2 separate regions of the Homo sapiens genome follow, and region 1 is linked to region 2. A link is a contact called in ENCODE Hi-C or POLR2A ChIA-PET data. All regions are on one chromosome and are shown on one strand. The core of a region is the stretch at or near the end of the contact, and the rest is flanking DNA. Distances in the headings are between cores, read along the strand shown.

What was found. Hi-C counts contacts between places; a loop is a spot of excess contacts on that map. ChIA-PET counts read pairs that join two places held with the same protein, here RNA polymerase II (POLR2A). Pooled maps may share reads with other maps.
Region 1: a loop to region 2 is called in a pooled map, with 2.7 times the contacts of the local background. The contact joins two enhancer-like sites. A Hi-C loop is called at or near these places in 2 of 50 pooled maps. POLR2A ChIA-PET finds 5 or more read pairs at or near these places in 3 of 52 experiments (HCT116, T-cell and activated T-cell).

Annotation. Positions count from the first base shown.
Region 1 is chr21:34,907,734-34,913,724 of GRCh38, reverse strand. All of the region lies in intron 2 of RUNX1 (RUNX family transcription factor 1), which reads left to right. Among named protein-coding and RNA genes, the nearest start is that of RUNX1-AS1, 74 kb to the right of the region's middle. RefSeq lists an enhancer at 5,039-5,333. Within about 2 kb of position 2,229, at least 4 of the 41 ENCODE cell types and tissues checked have a DNase peak (open chromatin) inside an H3K27ac peak, as active enhancers do.
Region 2 is chr21:34,800,007-34,806,603 of GRCh38, reverse strand. The region is part of intron 7 of RUNX1 (RUNX family transcription factor 1); the gene reads left to right. Among named protein-coding and RNA genes, the nearest start is that of RUNX1-AS1, 33 kb to the left of the region's middle. Within about 2 kb of position 5,268, at least 3 of the 41 ENCODE cell types and tissues checked have a DNase peak (open chromatin) inside an H3K27ac peak, as active enhancers do.

The DNA.
Region 1 (5,991 bases), core at 980-3,479, 110 kb before region 2:
AAGAAGCAATTAAAAGTAGCCCTACGATGCTGCCATGTGAATTATTAAAGAATACAATGTAAAGGGTCCCCATGCCCACCCCAGATTGAAACCTTGTGGCATAGGGTGGTGCAAAGTATGCATTCTGCCCTGTCTCAACTGAAATTAGTGTGAGTTTGAAGGGGCAAAAAAGTAAAGAGAAGGTGACGAGGCTTAAGACGTGTGGTGTCCAGCTGACGCAGAAGGCTGCAGATGCCACCAACCACTGTTCCCAAAGCTGACACTCCTGGCCTGGGGTTTCCATTCTGTCTCTACACCATCTCTGCAGGAGATCCACTTCCATCTGCACCTCTCCATTCTTTTGTGGGTGAACAGCCCCGCATCAGAACCCAACAGGTTTCTTCCTTTCCTGAGCCCAGTTCATCCCAGAGAAAAGTCTACGCAAAGCCACTGCTCCCTCCTTCTCCTGCCATTATTTCTCTTCTCCTTCTCCTTCTCCTTCTTCTTCTTTTTGAGATGGAGTATCCCTCTGCTGCCCAGGCTAAAGTGGAGTAGCACGATCTTGGCTTACTGCAACCTCCATCTCCCGGGTTCAAGCAATTCTTCCTGCTTCACCCTCCCAAGTAGCTGGGATTACAGGTGCCCACCACCACCCCCAGCTAATTTTTTGTATTTTTAGTAGAGTCAGGGTTTCACTATGTTGACCAGGCTGGTTTTAAACTCCTGACCTCAAGTGATCCACCTGCCTCAGCCTCCCAAAGTGCTGGGATTACAGGCGTGAGCCATCACGCCTGGCCTCTCCTGCCATTTCTATGCCTGCTTCTAGATTAAACTAGACCAGGTGAAGGCCCCCCAGCCCCACCCCAAGTGAAAGGCCAGGGGCTTCTCCCCACACCCTAGTTTGCATCGGTTTGGAATGTTGAGCTCAGATCCAATCACTACTCATCTGTTCATATCCTATCTGTCATCACACATGTCCTGTATATCTGGAAACAATTACGTGACTGATCCGGAGTTTCAGGTATGCATCAGATGTGTGCTTTCCAAATGCCTGCATCTCAAAGACTAGGAAGGCAATGGGAACAGTCTTCTGAGGGTGTAAAAAGAGGGACCCAGGCTGGGGCAATGGGACTGAGGGGACTATATAGATGAGTCTTCCTTGCTGTGTTTCTGTAGTTTTGACTTGGCCAGAAATGTTTTCCATCGGAATGAGAAAAACCATATATTTGCATAACCAAAACATCGGTGCAATATGTTAAGCAGAGGCCTCCTCGACCTACTGGCCAGTTGTGGTTGCCACTATGCCAGAAACTCAGAAGTGGTTGCTTAGGTTGTTGACCGCAGCAACCTCTAAAGCCCTCAGGGCACCCAAGAGTATCGCAAAACAGAGAGGACGGGTGATGGAGATTTCCCAGGCTTCTAGCCTTACTGCCACCCAGTGATAGAAGAGTAAGTAGCAAAGGAAAATATTTTTTCACCACTCAATGCCTGGCAGTCATCATCTCCTTGCTCTGAGATCTAGGATGCCTCAGGGTACGTAGGCTGGAGGAGGTGGCAGCTACAGTTCATTGTCATCGATTGATTCATTCATTCTTAAGAAGTGTCTGTTGACTATCTACTCAGTTCCAAGCACTTTTCTTGATGCTGGGCAGTGAACAGGACAAAACTTATCCTTCACTCCATCCACTCCCTCTGTCACTTGGAGGATGGACAACAAATACATAAACACAGAAATCAAATAAGACAAATGCAATGGTGAAAAGAAACCCGTGCATGTGACATGATAGTTGTGATGGTTCAGGGGTAGGGAGCGGGGTTACTTTACCCATTACTTTAGTAGATGACGGTTGAGCAGCCATGGGGAAAACTGGGGGAGTTTAGAGACAGGAAAGTGGTCCAGGCAGAAGGAAAGCCCCTGAAAAGGTCCTGAGGCAGAAAAAGCTTGGCGCGTCTGTGAGACAGACAGAGGCTATGGCAGAGCAAGCCGAGGGAGACAGGTGCTCCCAGGTCTAGGTGATGGGCTGGGCTGGTTTCCTCCAGGGCCTGGAATTCTGAGTGCCCTGGAAAGCCGTCAAGGAGTTTGGGTGGAGGAGAGACACAATCTAATGTGTATCACTCTCTGGCTGCTTTACTGGAGTGGGGCAAGGGCAGAGCTGGAAGGATGGCCAGGGGTTCACTGCAGTGTGGGGAGGAGACATTCGCTGCCCAGGAGGGTTGGCTGCAGAGGCTGTTCCTCTTTTCTCCCAGCCACAAACTCCAACCCTGAGCAGACTGCAGAGGGTTCCTCTATCTGAGTATGGGTTCAAATGCAGCTGTCAGGCACCTTGGTGGATCTCCCATTCCTCTGTCCTCATGTATGTAAGATCTCCCTCCCAGGGTTGCTATCTATGAGATGTCTGGTAATAGACGCAGGTGGCAGCTGTTGTTAATATCACCTTTGTTCCTTACCTGATCCCAATAAATGTATTGTCGACATTGATTTTCATCAACCTTTATTCAGCAAATATTTGTTAAGCACCTACTCTTCTTCTCCTGGGTCCTGTACCACCACTAGAAGCAGCTGTATGATGCATATCAGGAAGAGACCCCTTCCCACCTAATGGGATAGCTCGTCCTGCCCCCAGTGAACTCCAAAAAATGCTTTCTGTGCCCTCTTTGCAGGCCTTTTACTGAAATATTATGCGATATTTAAATAAAACATCAGTATGAGCTAATTGGAAGGCTGAGGCAGGAGGATCACCTTGAAGCCAGAAGTTCACAGCCAGCTGGGGCAAATAAGGAGACCTCATGTCTAAAAATGTTTAAAAATTAGTGGGGTGTGGTGGCGTGTGTCTGTAGTCCTAGCTACTTGGGAGGTTGAGGTGGGAGGAGCCCTTGAACCCAGGAGCTGGAGCCTGCGGTGAGCCACTGCACTCCAGCCTGGGCAACAGAGTGAGACCTTGTTTCAAAAAAAAAAAGAACAACAATAACATAACGACAAAAAATACAAAACACCAGCATTTGCATTCAGAGTCCTGACTGGAAGCATGTGATTCAGGAGCAAGCCCGCCCTGGACATGGTCCTGGCCTGGATGAGGACTGAGGCTGGCATCCACTCACAGGGCAGCACCTGGACCCTGTCCAGCATCTGAAGAGGGCTTCATCTGGCACAGAACAATTGCAGGGTTTCACTGGGGAAGAGCGAGGCTTTCTGTCTCACCCTCATGTCCAGGGCTGGTGACAGAGAGGACAAAGGGCAACCGACAGTGGCTTTTGCCTCTGCATTTAGCTTTCATTATACAGTTCTTGACTTCAGAAAGACAGTTCATTTGTTTCTTAGTTCCCAGAAGCCAAAATGAATTCTGTACCAGAAAAAAAAAAAACAGTTCTGAAAATTATCTTCATTGCTGGAGTTTCTATCAGGAAATTACCAAAAGGAGAAAAATAGGACCTGGGAGAGTCCTGAGTGCTCCAGCCAGTGAGGAGAAGGTGGAGAAAGCAAGAGAAGTTGGAGCCCTTTGCTGGCTTGCCAGAGACTGGGAGCCACATGGATGTGGTTTCCCTGCAACAGAAGGCTAAGGGTGAGCTGCAAAGTCTGAGAACCCACTGGGAAGACAGCACTGAACTAGGAATATGGCGAGTGTTCCAGCTGGTTTGTAGAAGCTGACTTCAGAGCCAATTTATGCAAATCTTGATTTGTTTAAAACTACATTAATCACTGGCTTCTTTCAGTGGCCAAGCTGGCCTGTAGAAGTTCCTCACACTGCAAAACACTGGGGGCAGCCCAGGCACAGCTTGGTAGATAATAGTTGAAGAAGAAGGAGGAGGAGGAAGAGGCGGAAGGAAGCAAGGAGGGAGGAGGTAAAGAAGAAGAAAGGAAAGAGGAACTGGAGGAGCAGGAGGAGGAGGAGGAGACAATGGAGATCATGGTGTGAGCAGAGGAAATTTGATGAAAGGACCCAGAACCCTAAAGATTAAGTTTTAGTCTTGCTAAAATGTATCAGCTTGGCTATACTTTGCAACAATGAAACAAGCTCATCTCTCATGGAGGATGGCCCTCTGTAGCCAGAGACCCGGGGGACTTGCCTAAGGCAGTCTTCCAGACTCAGCTGAAGAGGTCACTCTGGAGAAGTGCAGGTTATCAAATAGAACACCATCTTTTTTTTTTTTTTTTTTTTGAGGAACAGTGACCTGGTCTGTATAAGAAAGTGATACTCTGTGTTTGTAGCCACATGTGAGCTGCACTGAGAAATTGCCTCTGTGCCCAGAGAAGGAAGGAGTACCACCTTCTTCATCTATCCCATCCTATATTTTCACTGTTGCAGAGGAGGGTTTGATGTGAGACATGCAAAAAATGACAAGGGAGGAACAAAGTAATAAACCTATCTGATGTGCTCCAAGTGGATTCTCTCTGTTTTCCACATTTAAAAGATATAAGTGATATGAGCAAGCATTTTAATTCCTCAAGCAAGGTTTGATACTCAGTTCCAGAGATCACCATATCAAAGGCAAGCGAAGCAAGAATCTTAGGGTCGGGTGTACTGTCAGGAGCATGGGGACTGCACACGGGAGTGAACACAGAGTGGTCCTGGTGTACTGTCAGGAGCATGGGGAGCCACACGGATCAGACCCCGAAATTAGCCCTACCTGCAATGCGGCCTTTAGTACAATCCTAGACAAGTTGAACTTTAAGATTCAGGTTTAATTTGTGCAAAACTAAAAGGCATAAATTATTGGTATAGGATAATCTATTGCATTATCTTCTAAAGGTAATGAGATTGTACATCTTACCCCTAGCACACACATACACACACACAGACACACACACACAGACACACCAGCCCCAAGAAAATATAGAAGAAAGGTCAATGGCTCTGTTCCTCTTTCTTTAGAATTATAAGATAAGCCTGTTACATATCCTGAATCATTGGTCCCATTCTATGTATATGCAAAAGAAGTTCAAAGGCTGACTTTGACAAAGGGTGTTTGGAGAAGGATGATAAAATGTGTCTGATAAAACAAACACAAAAGACTTTTGCAATAAAGACCTACAAATTGGGAAAGCAGGACTTGGGCAGCAGGGTGTGAAACTGTGTTATCTACAGCTTCAGCACAAAAAGATAGTGGCTTGCAGCAGAAGTCTTTATCTGGCCTTCACAAGAATGGAGATTGCACCTCCCCCGACCCCCCTGTCCACAAAACCCAGGAAACACCTTGCAGAGTTGATGCAATATTTGCTATCCCAGCCCTTGGTGACAGTTAAAATAGTGTTACAACATAAAATTGAGCAACGACCTTGCTGTATCATCCAAGACTATGTTTTATACTACTTTTTTTCCCCGAGGACATTTTGCACATTTTTTAGTTCCTCCCTTACTTTCAGTTCAGATCATTAATGGGAAGAAACATTGTCTCTTCTTCCTTTCCAATACAATTTAAAAATACCTTCCTGATTGACACTTCAGGAAGAAGATTAATAATAGTTACCCTTTTGCATCTCATTGCATTATTTCTTGAGAATTTCAAAGAATTCTCTGTATCTCTTCTTGGAGATGTATCATTACTCTGTTCGAATGACTTTTTTGGGGCTGGAGTTTAATTTATGTGATTGCAATCAGGAAACCACTTTGAAAGGGAAGAAATCCATTTAGCTTTGCATGAGTTGTAAATTTTCTGTAAATACAATTTCATAAGACCCTCCCTTTTTTAAAGAAGTAGCAAAACGGCTCTTGGAGGAGTGGCAGAGCATGGGGGTGGACCACAAATTCACAGGTCAGGGGGTCCCAGATCAGCCACTGTTTCGGGAGCTTAGAAGAGCCACTCACTTTTCAGAGCCTCCTTTTCCCTCTATAAACTAAATGGATTGGACAAAATGTTTGCTAAGAATCTTTTCACCTCTAAACAAAATGACCCAATGTTTGCTAAGAATCTTTTCGCCTCTGAACGAAATGACCCAATGCTATTCCACAGAAGGATGGCCTTCAAAACAGCTTCACTCTGTTTTATTTCATAATAATCCTTCACCTCTCATGA
Region 2 (6,597 bases), core at 4,019-6,518:
TCAACTGTGTCTTAATTTTCTGCCTGCTTGATGTATCAATTACTGAAAGAGGGTTGTTGAAGTCTCCAATTGTAATAGCGTATTTACCTATTTCTCCGTGTAGTTCTATCAGTTTTTGCCTCATGTTTTTTGACACTCAGTTTTTAGGTGGACATATATTAAAGATGCTGTCTTCTTAGAGAATTCACCCACATTATCATCATGTAATTCCCTTCTTTATCCCTGAAAATTGTCCTTCCTCTGAAGTCAGCTTTGTATAAAATTAACATCGCTGCTCTGGCTTTCTTTCAATCAGTGTTAGCATGGTGTACCTTTTTCCATCCCTTTACTTGTAATCTGTATAAATATTTTTATTTAAAATAGGTCCCTTGTAGACAATATGTAGTTGGGTCTTGTCTTTAATCCACACTGCCAATCTCTGTCTTTAAATTGGTGCATTTAGAGTATTCATATTTAACCTAAGTATTAATATAACTGCAGTAGTATCAATCATATTTATAACTTTTATATTTGTTGCACCTGATTCTTCCCCCCACACCTCTTTTTCTACCTTTTATAGGTTTAACTGAACATTTTATATGATTCCATTTTATCTCCTCTGTTAGCATATTAATCATTCTTTTTAAAAATGTTTTTAGTTACTGCCCTAAAGTTTGAAAAGTACATGTATAACTAATCTACATCTAGCATCAAATAACTACCACTTCTTCCTTCCTGTTTATATCATTACTGCCTTTTATTTCATTTATCCACATGCTATAATCACTCAATACTTTGTTACTATTATTGTAAACAGTTATCTTTCAGATCAGTTAAGAAAAATAAAACTTAATTTTACCTTAATATAGTACTTTTCTAATGCTCTTCCTTTTTTATGCAGTTCTTTTTGACATTTCTCATAGGGCAGGTCAGCTGGCAATGAATTATTCCAGTTTTGTTTGTCAGAAAATATCCTTATTTCTTTGAATTTGAAGGATAATTTTGCTGAATGCAGAATAATAGTTTGGTAGCTTTTTTGTTGCAACACTTCATGTATTCTCCTTTCTTTGTGTTTGCATGGTTTCTGAAGAGAAAGATAATGTAATTCTTATCCTTTTTCCTCTATGGATAAGGTGTTGGCTTTTCCCCCTCTCTAGCTTCTTTCAAGATTTTCTCTTCTCTTTGGTTTTTTGCAGTTTAAATATGATATGCCTGGGTGTAGATTTGGTATTTATTATGCTTGGTGTTCTCTGAGCTTTCTGGATCTGTGGTTTGGTATCTGTCATTAATTTTGGAAAATTCATAGCCATTAATACTTCAAGTATTTCTTCCACTGTTTTCTTTTTCTTCTCCATCTGGTATTCCAATTACACATTACATCTTTTGAAACTTTCTCACAGTTCTTGGATGTTCTTTCTTTTTCCTCTTTATCTTTTTGTTTGGTAAGTTTCTGTATCTTCAAGTTCATTGGTTCTTTGCTTTGTCATGTTCTGTCTACTAAGTAAGCCATTCCTCATTTCTGTTAGGGTGCTTTTGGTTTTTAGAATTTGCTTTTGAGTGTTAAGAGTTTCAGGCTGGGCACGGTGGCTCATGCCTGTAATCCCAGCACTTTGGAAGGCCGAAGTGGGTGGATCACCTGGGGTCAGGAGTTCGAGACCAACCTAGCCAACATGGTGAAACCCTGTCTCTACCAAAAATTACAAAAAAAAAGAAAAAATAGCTGGGCGTGGTGGCAGGTGCCTGTAATCCCAGCTACTCGGGAGGCTGAGGAGGAGAATCACTTGAACCCAGGAGGCGGAGGTTGCAGTAAGCCAAGATTGCGCCACTGCACTCCAGTGTGGGCGACAGAGCGAGACACTGTCTCAAAAAAAAAAAAAAAAAAGTTTCCATCTCCCTGCCTACATCATCCATCTCTTCTTGCACCTTGTCTTCTTTTTCCACTAGAGCCATTAACATGTTAATCATTGTTAAATTCCCTGTCTTGTAATTCCAAAATCTGTGTCACATCTGGGTCTGGTTCTGATGCTTGCTTTATCTCTTCAGACTGTGTTTTTTTCTTGCCTTTCTTGTAATTTTTTATTGAAAGTTTAACATGATTTATCAGGCAATAGGAACTTAGTAGGCCTTTAGCGTGAGTTATTATTCTCATGTACCCAAGAGTTGGGCTGTATTTAATGTTTTCAGAAGGTACCAGAGACTTCAAATTCCTCTAGCGTCCTTGTTTTTGTCTCCCATGTCATCTGTGAGCTTCTCTATGAACTCCTCCTTAGTCAGTATGTTGAAGCTCTTTCAGCCATAACCCACTGTTATAATAATATATTGGATCCTGTGAGAATCTGGTGGAGTTCCTGAATGAAAAACCCACAACAGTGCACTTCCTCCTGAAACTGTAGCCCCTAGGAGTGTCTTATTCGCACACTAGTCTGTACTGAGCCTCTAGCAATCTGTCAAAATCACCATTAAGTGTTCTCATCAGTTTATGAATTCAGAAATTCTGCTCCCAGCAAGCAGACCTCACTATGATTCTCTATATTTGCCTGCTTCTCAAAATTTGGGGTTGCAGTTTGCCCTGCAACTTCAGCTTTCCATTGGACTTAAGAAAAGTCATGGATTTTCAGTTTGTTCAGCATTTTTTCTTATAAAAACAAGAGTGATGACTCTCAAGCTCTTTAAATTTTGGAACTGAAACTAGAAGCAACAGGACATTCTGACATGAATTATTTAAAAGGGTCATTGTTGACTCTAGAGACATTTTAATATTGCTGCATCAAAAGATAAAAGCATTCTCCTTTCTTCTTGTGTGATATATGCCGTGTACACCTCTGAGCTCACCACTAACCTCAACTCTACCTTATCCCTAACTTCCCATTTCAAATGGAAGGGAATGGGGATCAAGGAGTAGAAGGCCTGTTTTACCCATTATTGATGATTAAAAAGCTGAAAATAACCCATCACAAAATGGCCTCAGTAAAGTGGCTGCATCAGACATCATTTAGCCTGGAAAACCAGTATGCATAAAGGCTCAAATTTAAATTTTTGAATCCAGTGTTTTTTATTTATTATTATTTTTTTTTTTCTGAGACGGAGTCTGGCTCTGTCACCTAGGCTGGAGTGCAGTGGCACGATCTTGGCTCACTGCAAGCTCCACCTCCTGGGTTCATGCCATTCTCCTGCCTCAGCCTCCCGAGTAGCTGGGACTACAGGCGCCCGCCACCATGCCCGGCTAATTTTTTGTATTTTTAGTAGAGACAGGGTTTCACCGTGTTAGCGAGGATGGTCTCGATCTCCTAACCTCATGATCCACCCGCCTCGGCCTCCCAAAGTGCTGGGATTACAGGTATGAGCCACTGCGCCCGGCCCTGAATCCAGTATTTTTTAATAGAAACATGAGTTGGTTGAGATACTGAGTTCCTGCCTTCTCCATCCTAATCCCAAATTTCCAATCTTTGGAAATTTGCCCCTTTACCATTTAATCTCCTGAGCCCAGCTCCTCTCCAGCCTGAAGAGTGTGTCTGTCAAGACTGTAGCTGTGAACAAAACACTATTACTTGAGCCTTATCCTGGAGCAAATGTGTGTGGTCTCACCAATGAACATCAGATAAGTCCCTTGGCATGGATTTCTTTTCCTTTTTAGTAATACAATCATAAAGGTTATTCAGACTTATTGAGCATTTACTATGGCCAGAAATTGTGATACTTGCTTTCCATATAGTTTATCTCACTTACTCCTATTACCCTTTGAAGTCAGAATTCTAACTATGAATCAGAGAAAATAAGTGACCTGCCTAAGGTCATCCAGTTGGTTTATGGTGAAGGCAGGATGCAAACTGAAATTTGTCTGTGATTTGAGTTCGGTGCTTTCCCTAGTCTCCTCCTCTCAGAGGCAGAACATAAGCATGTAATAGATACCACTAGGGTTCTTGTTTCTACCTTGGGAACAGCTGTTTGCAAGTCCAAATTAGGCAGCTAATCTAGCAGTTAGCCCAGATACAGCCCTTGGGCACCCTAGTAGCTGTAACTTCCAGAAGGCAGGAACCTTCCATTCACTAGTGAGTCCCCAAAACAGTGGCCCAAGTGAAGCAAAAATGTTTGTTGGAAATATGAGTGAATGAAAAAGTAATTTCATGAACACATGAATGAATAAATGAATGAAGCAACACCCAGTATGATGATTAATGCCACAGGAAGATGCCTTTCCAAGCATCACAAGATCCTGGGATCTTCACTGACTGTAAGTGCCTGTGGGGCAGGGACCATGTTGGTCTTATTCATCACTCTCCTGCCAGGTAAATTAGCACATTCCTGGCACACTGTAAATGTTCAATAAGCTTTTGTTCTTTTAGATGGATTGACTTATCAGAGGCAACTCTTTCAAGAACAAGTAGCCCTGTGCTCTGGAGAATGATTTACAGTGGTTCTCTTCCTCAGCCTGGGGCCTTTTCTGGATAACTCCCATCGTACTCTCCTCTACTTCCTCTTCCTAGAATACACAAATTTATTATTACAGGCACCACTCTTCACCCCACATCTGATTCTTCCCTGACTCTGCTTAATGTACAAGTAAAGCAAAGAAATACTGTGTAGGACCTATTGGAATTAGAATCCTGCTCTGTCACCATTGGAAAGGATTTAGGGATCACCTCCTTCGGAGGTGAGAATAAGAAAGTGTCAGTGAGTAATCCAATGTCACCCAGTTGCTCACCAGACAGAAAGACCAAGAGTTCACCTCTCCTGCCTATTAGTCCAGTGCTCGGGTGGCCCATGAGTTCATGTTGGCCCTGTCAGACCAAAGACAGTAATGAATATTAAACCCAGAATGCACCATATTATCAGGCCTTTTTTGTTTTTGTTTTCTATTAGTAACACAGGTAGAAGAGGAAACAACTAAAACCCCAACATTAGAGGCTCACCATCCCCACCTTCTGGCCCACCACTGGCAATGAACCCAAGCACAGGTCACTGTGGTCTCATGAAAGAAAACTGATGTGGGGGTTGGGTGGGCTTCAGGGTGTTGACTGCCATCTTCCCCTCCAGCACCTGAAAAGCTAAGTTATGGTGTGAAGTCAGAAAATGTGGAATCTGCAAGCCTGTCTTTAAAAAACAAAAAAACTCATAGAACTTGGACTTTAATCATAAAGATCATTTTACCAAAGCATATTTTTTAAAGGCTGTGAAATATTATGCAACGTTTGCATGGTTTAATTATGAGTTTAGAAAAGCCTAGCACGACTTTTTCACTACAGTAAAACATGACGGAGCATGAATCATGGCATAGTACTTTATGCTTAGTGTGGCTTTAGACATGGGGTTAGAGGTGTGAGGCTGTCTACACAACAAGGCGTGAATTACTGTACTGCAGTTCACACCCCGGGGGGCTTTATGACAGTTCTGAAACCTCTTTTGTTTGCTTTTAAAATGATTAAAGTATTGGAGTACTATATATTCACTTAGTAAATGTGTGTATCTAGTATATACGCATGTCTTATACAAAATATCTAAGTATATGATTTTTTTTTCACTTGGAGCAAAATACTTGCAGTAGCATGGGGATATTGAACCGTCTGCTATTTCTGTTTGCCTTTAGTCATTGGAAACACTGTTAGCTGTAAGATTACACAGGAGCTTCAGCCAAGGTTGAACATTTATTTTCTGCTGAGTTTAAAATGGACCAGCTCCTTTTGTTCCTTGCCAGCTCTTTAAATCCTCTAAAATTTGGAATAAAATGAAGACCTTTCTTTAATATTAGATTTCAAAGATTCCAAGTTAAACTATTTGCCTGGGAACTACCAGGTTTTTTAAACTTAAAAAATCAGTTATTTTCACTCACACACAAAAAAGAAAGAAATGAATCAGTATGAGGGAGGGAGGGAGGCTGTCAGGAGAATACTGGGGAGGAAGACTTGGGTCTCCAAATGTCTGATTCTGTTATCCACTGTGGCAGCTTCAAAGAGATAAACAGAAAGGCAAACTTGAACTGCTGGAAATGAAAAGCCCCTGGAGGAAGCAGATCTGAATATTTTATAATGAGCAGAAATAGCTCATTTCTTTATGTCCTGACCTATACAAAACTTATACCCAGTATTTTCCTAAAGAAGTCTGCTCTTCCTACACTGCTACCTGCAGGATCATGAAGCTCTGGCTATGAAGACCCTTGGGAGTTACGGTAGTTCACTGTTATCTTTGTCCACAAAGTTGGGACATAAAGAGAAAATTAATGTTTAACTCCAAAGAAATGTAAAACTGTCTTCTAGTGGGACAGTGTCCAATTTAAGTTTCCTTACACATTTGCCTAAGAATAGCGTTGGTTTTCCTCCCCTTTTCATCTGCAAACAGTATGATGCTTTTGAAAATTAAGACTCCTTTGAACGCTGGAGTCAAATTGACAAAATCCACTTTGTCTAAATCTTTTGAAGTCAGACTTTTGTCTCTTCTCTATCCCAGGCCTCTTATAATGGCAATCTATAAAATACCTGCTAAAAACTCTGACTTTTAAAAGTTGCAAACTCGAAGTCCTGAAAAGGAACAGAAGGCTTGGGTTGATAGGGCCAGTTCTACTGCTGGGTTTGTGAACTAGTCATTAGACCTCATTGCCGGTTTCCCAGCCAGACCTTCTTTCCT